Linked DNA regions of Homo sapiens: region 2 is linked to region 1. Evidence: chromatin contacts called from ENCODE Hi-C or POLR2A ChIA-PET data. All regions are on one chromosome and are shown on one strand. The core of a region is the stretch at or near the end of the contact, and the rest is flanking DNA. Distances in the headings are between cores, read along the strand shown.

Region 1 (3,252 bases), core at 421-2,920:
AGGCTGGTCTCGAACTCCTGACCTCGTGATCTGCCCACCTCGGCCTCCCAAAATGCTGAGATTACAGGCGTGAGCCACCACGCCCGGCCCACGCCTGGCTAATTCTTAAATTTTTTTGTAGTGATGAGATCTCACTGTGTTGCCCAGGCTGGACTCAAGTGAACTCCTGGACTCAAGTGACCCTCCTGCCTTGGCCTCCCAAAGTACTGGATTACAGTTGTTGCCTAGCTAACAACTATCAATTAAATCTAGGTGAGAGAGTATTCAGGCGTGAGCCACTGCATCCGGCCATGGGAGGAGTATTATACCCTGTCTACCTCTAGCCCCATCCTGCATGTCTATCCACCTTGAACTAAGAGCTTGTCTTATTACAACAGCTATTACTACTAACAAAGAAACAACGTTGCTAACCAGGCATGGTGGTGTGCGCCTGTAGTCCCAGCTGCTTGGGGGTCTGAGGCAGGAGGATGGCTTGAACCTGGGAGGCTGCAGTGAGCCGAGATGGCACCCCTGCACTTCAGCCTGGGTGACAGAGCGAGACCCTGTCTCAAAAGCAAAATAAAATAAAATAAAAAGTAAAGAAAAAAATAATAAGCAGCTGGGCGCGGTAGCTCACGCCTGTAATCCCAACACTCAGGGGCCGAGGAGGGCGGATCACCTGAGGTGAGGAGTTTGAGACCTGCCTGGCTAACATGGTGAAACCCCATCTCTACTAAAAATACAAAAATTAACCGGGCGTGGTGGCGCACGCCTGTAGTCCCAGCTACTCGGGAGGCTGAGGCAGGATAATTGCTTGAACCTGGGAGGCGGAGGTTACAGTGAACCGAGATCGTGCCCCTGCACTCCAGCCTGGGCGACGGAGTGAGAATCTGTCTCAAATAAATAAATAAATAAATAAATAAAATGAAAAAAAAAAAAAAAACACAAAACATGTTGCACCCCACTCTGAAGATTTTTCATGAATTAATTTAATCCTTAAAAACAATCCTGTAAACTAGGCGCTATTTTCTCTCATTTTAAAGGAGAAACAGACCAGAAGGGATTAAAACACTTGCCGCAGGTCACACAGCTGCTTAGGGAATGGAGCCCGGGATGTGATTCCGTTGGTATCGCACTCCCACCTCACTCCCGCCTTTAACCACAATTAAGTCCAACTGTCCAGCATTGCTTGAGTGTGGTATTGTGTTCTTATAGATACGATCCTACTTAAAGTATCCTGTCAAGAGGTAGGCAAGACGATCCCCATTTAACTTTGTGTAGCTTGAAGAGGTTGATCATTTTTCCAAGGTCACGCATCCAGTGAGTGGGGAATCCGGAGTCGGAATTTGAACCCGGGCATTATCTGTAGTGTAGACCCCTGTCGGGGCTGGATGTGTAAGAAGCTTAATTGCCGGGTTTGGCAGGTGCATGGGTAGTTGTGAGGGGCTCGTATTTTGAGAGGCAAAAGCCCCCACTCGCCACCGTTCCCCGGAGTAAAAAGCCACCTCTTTCCACCCCTCACTCGCGCAGCTGCCCGGGCATGCGCCCTGAAGCCCCTCCTTCAGAATCCGCCCCCTACAAGCTCCGCCCATCACCATGCAGGGCCAATCCCTGGGGCGGAGGGCGGGGCAGCCACGAGAGTGGGCGGTCGCTAAGGGTAGTTAGGAGTCTGGAGTCGTGAGCCGGAGTCAGAACTGCGTCTCGCGACCCAGGCGCGGGTTTCCGGAGGACAGCCAACAAGCGATGCTGCCGCCGCCGTTTCCTGATTGGTTGTGGGTGGCTACCTCTTCGTTCTGATTGGCCGCTAGTGAGCAAGGTATGTAAATGAAGGGGCCTGGGAACAGAAGGGCTACCAGCGGCCGGGTCCTTCACAGAGTTCGATCCCTGGGTCCGACAGGTGCCCGCCGGGGCTGCCCGGGATCGAGACGCACGGACCTCTACGTGCTGTCTGCCCCGGCCGGGCCGGGTGAATCACGCCGCAGTCCGAGAAGGGGGCGGAGGCGCCGGCTTCTTGGCTCCGGCTGCGTGACTCACCCGCCCCCGCCGCCGCCGCTTCGGGAGGAGCCGCCTCCACTGCCGGAAGCGAGCGGAGGCCGGGCGCAGAGAACAGCCCGCCAGGGGTCCCGGCTCGCACGGCGCCGGGAGGCCGGCAGGAATCACAGCCGGGAATCGGGGCAGTAGAAGGGGTCCTGGGGTCAGAGGGGCCAGAATCCCCGGGGGAAAGCCGGCCTGGGCACCGCTAGGGGGCGCCGGGACCCGGGGGCGGAGTCGGGGGTGGGGGCGGAATTCCTGCGGTTCCGGACTCCCCGGACTGCGGGGAAGGGGACGAAGACCCTGTTTTGAGTAGTGTGGTGGGCCATTCTTAAAATCTTGCTAGGCAGGGTTCCGAAACTGGACTCTACAGTCTTCCTGGCCCAAAAAAGTAGGTAGCGCCAGGAGTCCAAAACTCCAGCCCTACCCCCGCCACTCCAAGAACAGTGGACCCTCAAACTTATCTCAGTGACTGAACCCGGTGCCGATCACGATTTCCCGACAAGCCCTGTCTATTCTGCCTCCCAAATAAGTCCTGACTCGACCGACTTCCTTCCATGCCACTACCAGCTCCTACTCCAGGCCATCACCATCGTCCGTCCCAAACGAGTACAGCCTACCAGTGGGTCTCAGATCCCCCCTCTTTTTGCCCCCCACAGTCTTCCTCGAAGCAGCCATGGGGGGGATCTTCCGGAAACCTAATCAGCTCACAGCACCATTCCCTCCCTGCTCAAATTCCTTTAATGACTGCCCACCACACTCAGGATAAAATCCAAACTCCCTACTTCTGCATATGTGGCTTTCTGTGACCTGGCTTGTGCCCGTTCCCCTAGCTGCTCCCCAATCTGGTCTCCTACCATGTCACTCTCTGTGTGCCACCCATGCTGGTCTCTTTCCAGTTCAAGCCCATCCAGCCTCTGGGCTTTTCTCTGCCTTTTTTTGTTGTTCCCTCCTCCCGGAATGCTTTTCCCAGGGTCTCCCATGGCTGACTTCTCTGGCCTGAGGGCTCCATTCAAATGTCACCTCCTTACAGGAGCCTTCTCTGATGATCTAAAAGGTCTCTAGGAACTTTTAGTGTCTTCCTGTAATTCTCTGTACATTTCCTGTGTTTCCTTATTTATTTACTGTTTGAAACATAGTCATAGTAGACAATAAATATTAAACTACGTGAAACTAGTTTAGTATTTATAATATTATAACTTATTTAGATATAATTATGTTATTATAATAAAATATGTGAAA
Region 2 (3,252 bases), core at 481-2,980, 1.1 Mb before region 1:
GAAAAGTTTCCTTGTCCCCCTCACAGGAGGTGGAGTGGGGGTGTGGCTTGCTTCTTTAGTACTCCGCTGCTCAAACCTCTAGGGAAGCATACAGACTGGCAAGTTGTGGGGCTACAACCCCATGGCAGCATCTAGGGGTAGATGTTTACAGCTGCTGAAGCCCCAGTGGACATGTGGTACCATGTGCTCTTTTAGTTTTGCCATCTATAGGTGGCTTTGTGGTAACCAGCTCAATTAGACCCATTCCTTAACCCAAAGACAGAGGGCTTTCTGTATCCCGCGGTTGTTACCTAGGTGTACCAGAAAAATCAAATCACACGTGGTCTTGGAGAATGAGTGCAAGGTTTTATTGAGTGGAAGTAGCTCTCAGCAGATGGGGGAGCCAAAAGGGAGAATAGTTTTCCCCTGAAGTCGGGTTATTCAGCGGCCCAGGCTCTCCTCTGGCTGCCCCAGCCAAACTCTATGTCAATCCATTGGTCGGTGGCCTGCCAGAGTGCTGGTGCCTGTTGGTGGATTCCTCTCAGCGTCGAGAGTTTTTCCCTCTCAGGAAAGGGAGAGAAGTGGCAGCCACCCATGTGTTCTTGCACTGATGTGCTCCTCTCGACGTCCAACCTCCTGTGTGTCTGCCTGCTAGGGTCCCAGGGTTTTTTTAGGCACAGGATAGGGCATGGTGGGCCAGGGTGATCTTGGGAAATGCAACATTTGGTCAGGAAAACAAAAATGCCTGTCCTCATCTAGGTCCAGGGGCACAAGCCCAGGTTTGGAGCCCTAGCCAGGGACCCCGGCCTCCTCTACCCATCACTTTCCTTCACCTTTTCTGTATCATTCAAAGGGACCATGCCCTTCCCTTCCCAGCACTTCTCTTCTGTATCAATAGGTGATGTTTTTAAAATTTCCCAACTCTAGTGCAGGCATGGTACTAGACATATACATAGAAATAAAACCACACTTATTCTTCTGGCTGGCAAGACATAGTATTTTTGCCAAATTATGTGTTGTTTTGAAGCATTTTATGTACCCCTGGTCATATAAAAATAAAGCTATTTTGTTCAGTACAAACAGCAGCATTTTCTGGATTAGAAAGTTAATCATCTTAAAAGATCATCACGGATTTTTCCATTGCACTCATCACTAATTGCTTTGGCAAAAAATTTCTTATCTCACGCATGACAAAATCAGCCGCAGTATCTCCTAGTAATTTAATGGTGATGATCTTTATAAAGGAAATAAGCACATCAAGGGAAAACATAATTTTTTTAAAAAAAAGAGTAATAAAACTTTTTAAAAGTCTTTTTTAAAAGACTGCTTTTCTAAAATAGTAAAATAAAACTCCACCAATAAAACCACCAACAAAACAGAAAAGAAAAAATAATGATATGATCGGAGCTATTTGATGAAAGATGGTAAATTAAATTTAAAATGATTAGAAGAGAAAAAGCAATACCTGTCTCCCGTAGGTCTCAGTCCAGGTTCTGCTATGCCTTTCTCCTGGTGAGCCACCTATTTAAGAGTCGCTTAAAGCATATGTTAATCCAACAACAGCAGATTAAAAACCAATGCAATCTGAACTATTTGATCTAAAAACATAAATAAAATTTAAAACAAATAAAAGAGAAAAAGCAGTACCTGTGTCCTGTAGGTCTCAGTCCAAGATCTGCTCTGACTCCCTTGTGGTGAGTTAGCCCTTTAGAAGTCACTTGGGGTGGGGCATATGTTAATTCCACTAACATTGGTTCTGGCCAATGAGTCAGGAAGGTGGTAAATGGCACCTTTTCTTCTTGCTGATTTCTTTCAGTTCCTTTGGAGTCTGGACATTAGTCCTTTGTCAGATGCCTAGTTTGTGACTACTGTTTCCTATACTGTGGGTTGTGTGTTTACCCTGCTGATATTTCTTCTGCCTTGCAGAAGATTTTCGGTTTCATTAGGTCCTATTGATCTTATTCTATTTTTATATTTTTGCGTTTGCTTTTGGGGCATTAGTCATGACTACTTGGCCTAAGCCAATGTCTAGAAAAGCTTTTTGGATGCTATCTTGTAGCATTTTTAGACTTTCAGGTCTTAGATGGAAGTTTTTATATGCTTTGTTAAAGATCAGGTGACTGAAAGTACCGGGCTTTGTTTCTCGGTTCTCTATTCTGTTCCATTGCTCTATGTGCCTATTTTTATACTTCCTGCACCATTTATTGAATAAAGTGTCCTTTCCCCAATTAGTGTTTTTGCATACTTTGTTGAAGATTAGTTGTCTGTAAGCATTTGGCTTTATTTCTGGGTTCTCTATTCTGTTCCATTGCTCTATGTGCCTATTTTTATACTTCCTGCACCATTTATTGAATAAAGTATCCTTTCCCCAATTAATGTTTTTGTGTACTTTGTTGAAGATTAGTTGTCTGTAAGCATTTGGCTTTATTTCTGGGTTCTCTATTCTGTTCTATTGCTCTATGTGCATATTTTATACCAGTATCATGCTATTTTGGTGATTGTAGCCTTGTAGTATAATTTAAAGCCTGCCTTCAGATTTGTTCTTTTTGCAAAGTATTGCTTTGGATATGCGGTCACGTTTTTGGTTTTGTATAAATTTTAGGATTCTTTTTTCTAGTTCTGGGAAGGAGAATGATGATATTTTGATGAGAATTCTACTGCTCTGTAGATGGCTTTGGAGAGTATGGTCACTTTCACAATATTGATTCTACCTATTCATAAGCTTATAATGTGTTCCCATTTGTTTGTGTCAACTGTGATTTCTTTCAGCACTATTTTGTAGTTTTCCTTGTAGGAAACTTACATTAACCTACTTGGTTAAGTATATTTCTAAGTATTTTACTTATTAAAAATTCTCAGGGAAATGCAAAGTAAAACTGAGGTGGGAAATTAAAGAAAAATAAAATTAAAAAGAAAGGGAAATAAGCTTTCTTGTATTAAGCTAACTTGTCCCAGAGGCAGCAACAGGCACAGCCCAGACCCAGGAAAAGTCTTGATAATATTATTTATTGTATTCTGGAGACTCTTCCAGCACTCCTTCAATGTAGGGAGAAGAAAAACAAATTTTCCTTTGTTTTATGGTATGAGTTTATAGATTCTTGTTCTCTTTAACTAGTAACTTCAAGTATTCTGTTTTATCTAAGAAGTATGGCAAAGGTCATGAGAAGCCTGAGCAGGCCTGAACTACAGCTCTCTAGGCACCATAGTGAAGATAAACCAATGCAAGCCTCTTTAGAGCAAAACCTAGATAATAGACATCTGGGTTGCATAGCA

What was found. Hi-C counts contacts between places; a loop is a spot of excess contacts on that map. ChIA-PET counts read pairs that join two places held with the same protein, here RNA polymerase II (POLR2A). Pooled maps may share reads with other maps.
Region 2: a pooled map shows a loop between it and region 1 (4-fold over the local background). The contact joins the promoter of LINC01480 here to the promoter of SERTAD1 in region 1. A Hi-C loop is called at or near these places in 1 of 37 single-sample maps with no recorded cell type and 5 of 50 pooled maps. POLR2A ChIA-PET finds 5 or more read pairs at or near these places in 3 of 52 experiments (WTC11, activated B cell and activated naive CD4-positive, alpha-beta T cell).

Annotation. Positions count from the first base shown.
Region 1 is chr19:40,424,410-40,427,661 of GRCh38, reverse strand. It overlaps SERTAD1 (SERTA domain containing 1), which reads left to right and starts at 1,670. Exons shown (of 2, transcript NM_013376.4): 1 at 1,670-1,795. RefSeq lists a silencer at 2,213-2,302 and an enhancer at 2,345-3,147.
Region 2 is chr19:41,533,976-41,537,227 of GRCh38, reverse strand. It overlaps LINC01480 (long intergenic non-protein coding RNA 1480), which reads right to left and starts at 1,730. Exons shown (of 3, transcript NR_110724.1): 1 at 1,627-1,730; 2 at 1,445-1,514; 3 at 324-627.